Regions from separate parts of the Homo sapiens genome. Here region 2 is linked to region 1. Evidence: chromatin loops called from intact Hi-C (ENCODE). Cell type or tissue: MCF 10A. All regions are shown on one strand. Each heading gives the region's core, and the rest is flanking DNA. Links, peaks and the distances in the headings are about the cores only. Region 1 overlaps RPRD1A (regulation of nuclear pre-mRNA domain containing 1A). Region 2 has its middle 21 kb from the start of RPRD1A.

What was found. Peaks named below come from ENCODE experiments on the same cell type or tissue, not always from the same donor. Only the 100,000 strongest peaks of a DNase experiment are listed, where the experiment ranks them.
Region 2: it touches region 1 in a loop (4-fold over the local background); 3 of 110 quality-filtered maps call a loop at or near these places.

Annotation. Positions count from the first base shown.
Region 1 is chr18:36,029,422-36,034,804 of GRCh38, forward strand. RPRD1A (regulation of nuclear pre-mRNA domain containing 1A) reads right to left here. Exons shown (of 7, transcript NM_018170.5): 2 at 4,287-4,416; 3 at 1,570-1,676; 4 at 1,387-1,484. Among named protein-coding and RNA genes, the nearest start is that of RPRD1A, 35 kb to the right of the region's middle. In MCF 10A, for the core only: no CTCF peak of the experiment used is centred there; no DNase peak of the experiment used is centred there.
Region 2 is chr18:36,086,081-36,091,463 of GRCh38, forward strand. No RefSeq gene overlaps it. Among named protein-coding and RNA genes, the nearest start is that of RPRD1A, 21 kb to the left of the region's middle. RefSeq lists an enhancer at 232-785. In MCF 10A, for the core only: no CTCF peak of the experiment used is centred there; a DNase peak (open chromatin) is centred at 3,151.

The DNA of each region.
Region 1 (5,383 bases), core at 103-5,102:
TGTCTGCTTCGGGACCAGGGCTCAGCAGGAGCCAGGTTTTGTCTCACCTATGAAGTTAGGTGTACAATTTCTAACCCATGAAAATACATTCGCCTTGTTTTAAGAGTATGGTTATGTCTTCATTTTCTCATTTTACACTTTATCTGTCCCGCCTACATGTTTGAAACATAGAAGGAGGAAGCTTAAAGACTCAATGCCCACTTAAAAAAAAAAAAAAAAAAAAGTCTTTCTGGAATTAATCTGATGGTTAAGGAATACCATACCATACCAACATGTAGGAGGACACAGAGTGTTAAGATAATAATTCTAACTTATTTTTCCACAGAATTACATAGTTCTATATAGTTACAAAGAAATGTATGAACACATATATATCACTCTAACACTACTTTTTTTTTTTTTGAGACGGAGTCTCGCTCTGTCACCCAGGATGGAGTGCAGTGGTGCTATCTCGGTTCACTGCAAGCTCCGCCTCCCAGGTTCACGCCATTCTCCTGCCTCAGCCTCCCGAGTAGCTGGGACTACAGGCGCCCGCCACCACGCCCAGCTAATTTTTTGTATTTTTTAGTAGAGACGGGGTTTCACCATATTAGCCAGGATGGTCTCGATCTCCTGACCTCATGATCCGACCACCTTGGCCTCCCAAAGTGCTGGGATTACAGGCGTGAGCCACTGCGCCCGGCCACTCTAACACTACTTTTTACATTTAAAAACAAAAATACTTAAAGGGGCAGTGATTATGTCCAAGAATGAAAATTTTAGTGTATTTAAATCATACATGAGCCGGGCACAGTGGCTCATGCCTATAATCCCAGCACTTTGGGAGGCCAAGGTGGGAGGATCACTTGAGGCCAGGAGTTCAAGACCAGCCTGGCCAACATGGTGAAACCCCATCTCTATTAAACACAAAAATTAGCTGGGCTTGGTGGCCCGTGCCTGTAGTCTCAGCTATTTGGAAGGCTAAGGCAGGAGAATCGCTTGAACCCAGGAGGCAGAGGTTGCAGTGAGCCAAGATAGTGCCACTGAACTCCAGCCCTGGGGACAGAGTGAAACTCCGTCTCAAAAAAAAAAAATCACATAACAAAATAGGCATGTTTTGTTTTATTTTAAAAAGTTTAAATAGCTAACATCTCACATCTAACCATATTTGGCAATTAAAAATCCTCTTTCTATACAAAACATGATTTCTATGCAAAATATACAATATACAACATACTACATTTAACATAAGCAATTTGTTAATGAGGAAGAGATATTCATGTGGCTTCTTTCTTGTACCTAAAAGTATAATAGAAATCAATTTACAGAAGTGAAACGAAATTAATAAAGCTTGGTGGCAACATGAAGTAAAAGTTTGTAACTCTTTTAACAGGGTAAAATTTCTACCTGTGGTGGTTCACTTGGAGATCCCAGAGAGGAACAGTTTTCATTTTCATCCACCTTTATCTGTTCATAAGTTCGCTTCCTAGGCTTCTTATCACCATCTGAAATGAAAGAACATTTAAGTATTAATGAAAGAATACATTTTAATGAAGAGATCAAGGTAAGAGATCAGGATTCTACACTTACACAGAGCTTGTTTAAGTTGTTCTAATACATCATTTTCATAAACAGACCTTTCTTCCCAAATAGATAACACTCTTCCAAGGTGCTTCTTACAACTTTCATCAGTTTCACTAAAAAAAAAAAAAAAGAAAAAAAGAAAAATGTTAACAGTAACAATGCATAGTGTTATTGAAAAGGTTAACGGTAACTTTAAATATAATCAGACATTCATTCCCTGGAAAAAACTGTCCAAATGTCTACTTAGCATCACTATGTGGCCAGCAGCTCAAAAGTGAAGTGATCTAGACACACTGCTTGCTTCTAGTAAACATTTTATAAACATATTATTACACAACCAAAAAAAGTTTAAACTGTAAAAGTTTTAGTACTGGCTGCTAGGGATTTCCTATCCTAATGGGGCCTGGACATGGGGCTAAGGAAGATTTCTCATAGGTTATTTTTTTAAATTTATTCAACAAATACTTATTGATCCAGTTACTATCTTTGACATGGAGATGCAAATGCAGCTTATGGCAGTTGTTATTTATAAGTATCACAAAAGAGAACAAAGTGCTTAAGACAGACCTGGCCCTGTTTAAGAGATATCCGGAAGAGTATTTAAGGAAATGATATTTAATTTGAGATCTTAAGACTAGACATATGGGGAAATGAAAAACAGACTACTCCCAACTGTTTCCTACCTCCTTCATTGCTATCACTGTAGACAGAAACACTACTATCTCTTGCTTAGAATTTTGTAAAGTCTTCTCACGCTCTCCCAGCCTCTACTCTTTTACTCTATTCTGTACAAAGCATCCTAATAATGTAAATCAGATTATACAGCTCTTGATCCTCCAAGAGCTACCAATCACATCAAGAATAAAACCAAAATCCTTACTCTGGGCCATAAGGCCCACATGCTCTGCTTTCTGGCAGTCCCTCAGTACACACTCCCTAATACCTAGTACCATACAAATCTCCTTGCTAAGGTCCTCAAACATGTCCAGCATATAAGCTATCTCATTTTTTCGGCCACATATTCTCTCTACCTAGAATCCTTTCTGCCTAGTCAAATGGCTCATTTCACCCCTTCCTTTAGTCTTTGTTCAAATGCCACCTTCCCCAAATAGTTGTTCTTTATCTCATCACATAACTGAGCGCCCTCATACTATCTAGTTCCTTCCCTGCTTTGTATTTCTTGCTAGCATTTGTCATCTGACATTATGCATTCACTTGTCTATCTACTTATTAACTTTGTCATCCAATGAAATGTAGGCTCCAGTAGAACAAAACTGTCTTGGTCACTACTACTCAGGGTTTTGCATATAATAAATATTTATGCAGCCAATAAATATTTTACTGAATTCTAGGGAGGGGCAACATATATAGAAGACTTAAGGCGGAAAGAACTAAAAAAGGTTAATTTAGCTTAAACTGTAGACTATAGACTGTGTGGAATAAATGCGAGACAGAGGTCTGGGGAGATAGGCAGTGCCACGAAGGAACACCTTAAGTCTTGCTCAGGACTTTAGACTTCATCTCTAAAACAAATGGGAACCACTCAAAGGCAAGGAAGTATTATGACCAGCTCTGCAACTCTGTCGAGTTTTCTAAAGAAATTAAACAATACTAAAGGGCATTAAAATTATACTGAAAATACATTATGGTAACTAAAAGGGAAAGAAATCCAAAGAACCGAGTCAATGTGTACTATGTGAGATATGGGGACTGAAGGAGAAAGAAGAGTTTAAAGGTAACATAATTTCTTGCATAGGCACCTGGATAGATCGAGTTGCCATTCACAGAGTATAAAACCTACAGGAGGGACAAGTACGGTGGGAAGCAAGGACATAATGAGTTCTGTATCAGACACAGTGAGTCTGAAATGTTTGAGACGCATACAAGTAAAAATGTCAAAAGGCAATTGGGCACACAGGTTTGGAACAAAAAAAAATCTGGACTGGAGCATAAAACTGTAAGTCATTACGGTGTGGAGAATAACCAAATACATGCGATGTACAAAATTACCCAGAGGGCAAGTAAAGAATGGAAACAGGCCAGACATGGTGGCTCACGTTTGTAATCCCAGCACTTTGGGAGGCCGAGGCAGGTGGATCACGAGGTCAGGAGTTCAAGACCAGCCTGGCCAAGATGGTGAAACCTTGTCTCTACTAAAAACACAAAAATTAGCCAGGCATGGTGGCAGGCACCTGTAATTCCAGCTACTTGCGAGGCTGAAGTAGGAGAATCGCTTGAACCCAAGCGGCAGAGGTTGCAGTGAGCCAAGATCGCACCACTGTACTCCAGCCTGGGTGAGAGTGAGACTCTGTCTCAAAAAAAAAAAAAAAAAAAAAAAAAAGAATAGAAACAGTACTAAGTGTATATGGAAATATTTGTTACAAGACTGATAGCTTTATAAACACACAAATTTTTACTTCAATACCTTCATTCATTTTTAATGAAGTTCATTCCAATATAGCAGTTGGTTCTGGTCTCTTAAAGGAAAGCTGTAATTCAAGTACTCCAAAGGCCCACCTTAGCAACAGTTCAAAAAATATTTTTCCTTCAGAGAAGGCATTTAATACATTTATAAATGCCATGTAGAGGGAAGTCTTTTCAAATAAAAGCATCAAAAAACTATATTCCCTACTTTTTATTTTAATAGTTTAAGGCAAATTTTAGCAAAAGGACATATGGTACATTTAAAACAGATTACCTAATACCCAAAACTATGATCATACCTTGAAACATGCTTAAAAGCCTCCACTATAACTGGTGCAAAATCTTTTGTAAACTCTGGCCCCTTCCTCTTGCTGTTCTGTATGACATCATTGGCTAGGTAGAGAAAAGTAAGCTTCCTGTTTGGTTTGGCTGAAAAATAAGAAAAAGTTAAAAATCTACTTAAAACATCTTTACTTGGACAAACTTTCTCAATACCTAAATTAAGCATTTTGAGAACTAAAATAACCCTACTAACCTTTATGTATCATTTCAACCCTAGTCTCTCATTTTACTACCAAACTAACCAGTCACTGCTGCTAAAATCGCCAGAACTAATGTCTATGTAAAAATGCATCTCGGTGACTCTATCCTGTATTAAATTTTAGTAAAACCATTACAAACTATATGAAATATAGTCATTTAAAATAAGATGGTGATTGCTCATGTTATTAAGATGGCACCCTAAATCCTACATTGAATTTAGGATTGTTTTAATAGACATGTTAATTCGAAATCATTATTAAGCTATTGTGAAACAACAGAAGAGCATGAAATGTAAAACAGGTTGAAAGAGATGTCCCTTCAATCAATTACTATTTTTTGTTTATGCAATAAATATTTGCCAAGCTAATAGATTAACTGCTAGGGAGAGTAAATGGGAAAAGTTTAGATGTTTCTGTCTTTAGATTACATGGCCATAAATTTTAAACTGAATTCATTATGACAAAAATATTCCCCTACTCACTATGCTCTGTGGGTGTAGTCATTTCTCTAAGGAAATAGACAAGATTTCAACAGTTGTGGGCCACAGTACATTTTTACTGGTTACAATGTTAAATAGCATACTACTACTGAATATGACTCAAATAAGATTATACATAAGGAAAACAGTGTTGAACATAATATTTTATACTATTCTTATATTTTACTAGAATTAAATTTGAATCACTCAATGTAGTACAGTTATATTCAGAAGCATCATACCTTGTGGCATCCATAGTACAGTGGTGTAGGAAACTTATGGTCAGGACCAATTATGCAGTATCCTATTGATGTGGGCTATCTTATTGGATTTAAGACAAAAATCTTGATCAGGCTACATGTGGTCCTCTAGATG
Region 2 (5,383 bases), core at 268-5,267, 57 kb after region 1:
ACCGTGTTGTAGGCAAAGAGAAGGAGAGAAGAGCTGCAGCCCTTCGGGGAGCCCATACCTGGGAGCTCCCTGAGCCATAACTATGACTGCCTCTTTGGGGCTCTGTGGTTTCTGGCATCTCCAAGCTTCCGGGTATCACCACGTTCCCCACTGCCAGCCATGGAAGCTGCTTGCAGTGAGCCTGGTCTGGCCACAGCCTCGCAGAGAGCTGGTGCCCATGCCAGCATGTGGAGCCGCCTGCCCCGCTGTAGCAGCTGGCATGTCTGACTGTACACAGTGGCCAGACCCCATGCTTGCTCACATACCCCTCACTGTTCCATGCCTGACTCACCCTTAGCAGACATGGGATCCGGGCCTTTGGGAGGCATGTGATCCAGGCCGGTAGTGTGAGCTGAGCGCAGCCTACCAGGCTGAGTGGGCAAAATGAGCCTAGTGAGTTTGAGCAAAACTTGGGCAAAGGTGCCACCAGCCACAGAGGTTTCTAGCCAAAAAGCAACACTCCAATGATTCCATAACAATGGGACCTAATTAAACTAAAAAGCTTCTGCACAGCAAAAGAAATAATCAGCAGAAGGCTGGACACGGTGGCTCACTCCTGTAATCCCGGCACTTTGGGAGGCCAAGGTAGGTGGATCATTTGAGGTCAGGAGTTTGAGACCAGCCTGGCCAATATGACGAAGCCCCGTCTCTACTAAAACTCCAAAAATTAACAGGGTGTGGTGGCTCATGCCTGTAGTCCCAGCTCCTTGGCAGGCTAAGGCATGAGAATCGCTTGACCCCAGGAGACTAAGGTTGCAGTGAGCTGAGATTGTGCCACCACTGCACTCCAGTCTGGTTGACAGAGTGAGACTGTCAAAAAAAAAAAAAAAAAAAAAAAAGAAGAAGAAGAAAAGAAATAATCAGCAGAGTAAAAAGATAACTCACAGAGTGGGAGAGAATATTAGCAAACTATACATCCAACAAAGGACTGATATCCAGAATCTACAAGAAACTCAAACAAATCATCAAGAAAAAAAATAATAATCCCTTCAAAGAGTGGGCAAAGGACATGAACAGCCAAGTCTCAAAAGAAGATATGCAAATGGCCAACAAACATATAAAAAATGCTCAATATCACTAATTATCAGGGAAATGCAAATCAAAACCACAATGTGAAACCACCTTACTTCTGCAAGAATGACAATAATTTAAATATCAAAAAATAACAGATGGTATCGTGGATGTGGTGAAAAGGGAACACTTTCACACTGCTTGTGGGAATGTAAACTAGTACAATCACTATGGAAAACTGTATGGAGATTCCTTGAAGAACTAAAAGTAGAACTGCTATTTGATCCAGCAATCCCACTACTGGGTACCTACCCAGAGAAAAAGAAGTCATTACATGAAAAAGACACTTGCACAAGCATGTTTATAGCAGCACGATTTACAATTGTAAAAATATGGAATCAGCCTAAACGCCCACTAACTGAGTAGATAAAGAAAATGTGGCATTCTACTCAGCCATAAAAAGCAATGAAGTAATGGCATCTGCAGCAACCTGGATAAAGTTGGAGACCATTATTCTAAGGGAAGTAATTCAGGGTTGGAAAACCAAATATCATATGTTTTCACTTGTAAGAGGGAGCTAAGCTATGAGGACACAAAAGCGTAAGAATGATATAATGGACTTTGGGGACTGTTGGGGGAAGGTCAGGAAGGGAGGGTGAAGGATGAAAGGCTACACATTGGGAGCCGGGCATGGTGGCTGCTTGGCACGGTGGCTAATGCCTGTAATCCCAGAACTTTGGGAGGCCAAGGCAGACAGATCACTTGAGGCCAGGAGTTCGAGATCAGCCTGGCCAACATGGTGAAACCTCATCTCTACTAAAAATACAAAAATTAGCCAGGCGTGGTGACAGGTGCCTATAATCCCAGCTACTTGGGAGGCTGAGGCAGGAGAATCGCTTCAACCTGGGAGGCGGAGGTTGCAATAAGCCAAGATTATGCCACTGCACTCCAGCCTGGGTGACAAAGTGAGCCCTTGTCTCAAAAACAAAAACAAAAACAAAAAACCCGATGGCTACACATTGTGTACAGTGTACACTGCTTGGGTGATGGGTGCACCAAAATCTCAGAAATTACCACTAAAGAACTTTCCCATGCAACCAAACACCATCTGTTCCCCAAAAACTATTGAAAAAAGTATTTAAAACACAAGAGTCAAAAAATAATTTAAACGTTTATGAAGTACAGTAAGCTAAGGTTAATATATTATTCAAGAAAAAAATCATTTTTACACATTTAATGCAGCCTAAGTGTATAGTATTTATAGAGTCTACAGTAATGTCCTAGGCCTTCACATTCACTCACTACTCACTTTCTGACTCACCCAGGGCAACTTCCAGTCCTGCAAGCTCCATTCGTGGTAAGTACCCTATACAGGTGTACCATTTTTTAATCTTTCATACCATATTTTTACTGTACCTTCTCTACATTTAGAAAGATTTAGATACACAAATACCATTGTGTTACAATTGTCTACAGTGTTCAGTACTATAACATACTATACAGATTTGTAGCCTAAAACAGTAGGCTATATGATATAGCCTAGTTGTATCATCTAGATTTGTGTAAGTACACTGTATGATATTTGGACAAAGATAAAGTTGCCTAATGGTGCATTTCTTTTCTTTTTCTTTTTTATAGTTTCTTTTTTTTTTTTCAGACAGAGTTTCACTCTGTTGCCCAGGCTGAAATGCAGTAGTGCAAATATTGGCTTATTACAACCTCTGCCTCCTAGGCTCAAGCGATCCTCCCATATCAGCCTCCCGAGTAGCTGGGGCTACAGGCAACACAACCACACCCAGCTAATTTTTGTATTTTTTGTAGAGACAGGGTTTCATCATGTTACCCAGGCTGGTCTCAAATTTCTTGGCTCAAGCCATCCTCCCGCCTCAGCCTCCTAATGTGCTGGAATTACAGACATCAGCCACCATGCCCGGCCTGGAACATTTCTTAAAAACATATTCTTGTTATAAAGCGACACATGACTGTGCATTCAATGGAAAATTATTCAGTCATTAAAAGAATGAAATTCTGGCCAGGCATGGTGGCTCATGCCTGTAATCCCAACCTTTGGGAAGACAAGTTGGGTGAATCACCTGAGAGGTCAGGAGTTTGAAACTGGCCCGGCCAACGTGGTGAAACACTGTCTCTAATAAAAATACAAAAATTAGCCAGGCATGCTGGCACATGCCTGTAGTCCCAGCTACTCTGGAGGATGAGGCAGGAGGGAGAATTGCTTGAACCCAGGAGGCAGAGGTTGCAGTGAGCCGAGATCATACCACTGCACTCCAGCCTGGGTGACAGAGTGAGACTCTGTCTCAAAAAAAAAAAAAGAAAGAAAGAAAACACGGAAGGAATGGAATTCTGATACATGTGAAAAATGAGTGAACCTTGAAAACATTATCTAAGTGAAATAAGCCAGACACAAAAGGACAAATTTTGTGTGATTCCACTTACATGAGGTACCTCAAATAGGCAAATCCATAGAGGCAGAAGGTAGAGTAGAGCTTAAACAATGGTAGGGGGAAGAGGGGAGGGAGGGAACAGAGAGTTATTGTTGAGTGGGTATAAAGTTTCTGTTTGAGATAATTAAAACATTCTGGAAGTAGATAGTGGTGATGGCTGCACAACACTGTGCATGTACTTAATGCCACTGAGTTGTACGCTTAAAAATGGTTTAACTGGTGGCGGAACATGGTGGCTCATGCCTGTAATCCCAGCACTTTGGGAGGCCAAGGCAGGCAGACCACTTGAGGTCAGGAGTTCAAGATCAGCCTGGCTAACATTTTAGTGAGACCCCTGTCTCTACTAAAAATACAAAAATTAGTCAGGTGTGGTGGCATGTGCCTGTAGTCCCAGCTACTCGGGAGGCTGAGACAGAAGAATCACTTGAAGCCCGGGAGGTGGAGCTTGCAGTGAGGCGAGATCACACCACTGCATTCCAGACTGGGCGACAGAGCAAGACTCCGTCTCAAAAAACAAGCAAACAGAAAAAGGTTTAAATGATAAATTTTATGTTATGTATATTTTGCCACAATAAAAAAAAGAAAACTCAATTTGAAATTGTATTATGGAAATTTCTAAGCATATACCAAAGTTAAAAGTATAATGGACTTCCATGTATCCATCACTAGTTTCAACAATTATCAATTCCTGGGCAAATTCTGCTGTTTTACCCACCACCGTCCCTACTGGATTATTTTGCAGCAATATCCAGGCATTTTATTCTCTGCAAATATTTGAGAATGTTTTTCCAAAATAAATTAAGCATTTTTTTTTTTTGAGACAGTGTCTCACTGTGTCGCCCAGGCTGGAGAACAGTACTGTGATCTCGGCTCACTGCAACCTCCGCCTCCCGGGTTCAAGCAATTCTCCTGCCTCAGCCACTGAAGTAGCTGGGATTACAGGCACGTGCCACCATGCCCGACTAATTTTTGTATTTTTAGTAGAGACAGGATTTCGACATGTTGGCGAGGCTGGTCTTGATCTTCCGGTCTCAAGTGATCCACCCGGCTTGACCTCCCAAAGTGCTGGAATTACAGGCTTGAACCATTGTGTCTGAACATAGTAAGCATTTCTTTACCAAGGATTTCCTATTCCTCCTCAAAACCCACATCAGATATCACCTCCTCTGTAAGACCATTTGTTTCCCATTTCCCTTAGAAGCAGCATGACCCATTCCTCTCTATGAGTATTGACAACTTCTTACCTATCCCTCTGAACCATGGTTTCTCAATCTTGGCACTGCAAGTTGTTCCCCTTATCCTAAATGTGTGGGGCACAGTGGCTCAGCCTGTAATCCCAGCACTTTGGGAGGCCGAGGTAGGCTGATGACTCGAGACCAGGAGTTTGAGACCAGCCTGGCCAACATGGTAAAACCCTGCCTCTAAAAACAAACAAACAAACAAAAATCCGCAAATGATTGGGACCAGAAGTATTAAAGATTTTGGATTTTTTGTGGATTTGGGAACATTTGCATATACATAATGAGATATCTTGGGGATGGGATCAAGTCTAAACACAAAATTCACTTATGTTTTATATATATGCTGAAGGTACTGTAATTTTATACAATATTTTAAATGATTTTGTGCATAAAACCAAGTTGAACCCTCAGAAAGCAAAGGTGTCATTATTTTAGTCACCCAAGTGGACAATTTGTGATTGCTTGTCATTACCATCATTCCTGGCTCTGAATTTATACGCTACCAATAAGCCATCATTTTCTTACACTTATTCACATGTAAGTGCTTAATAGTAAAACATGACATACACATCTGGCATGTGTGGAAAAGATGTATCAAAACTGAAGGGGCCTGGGAAAATCTTTTTTTCC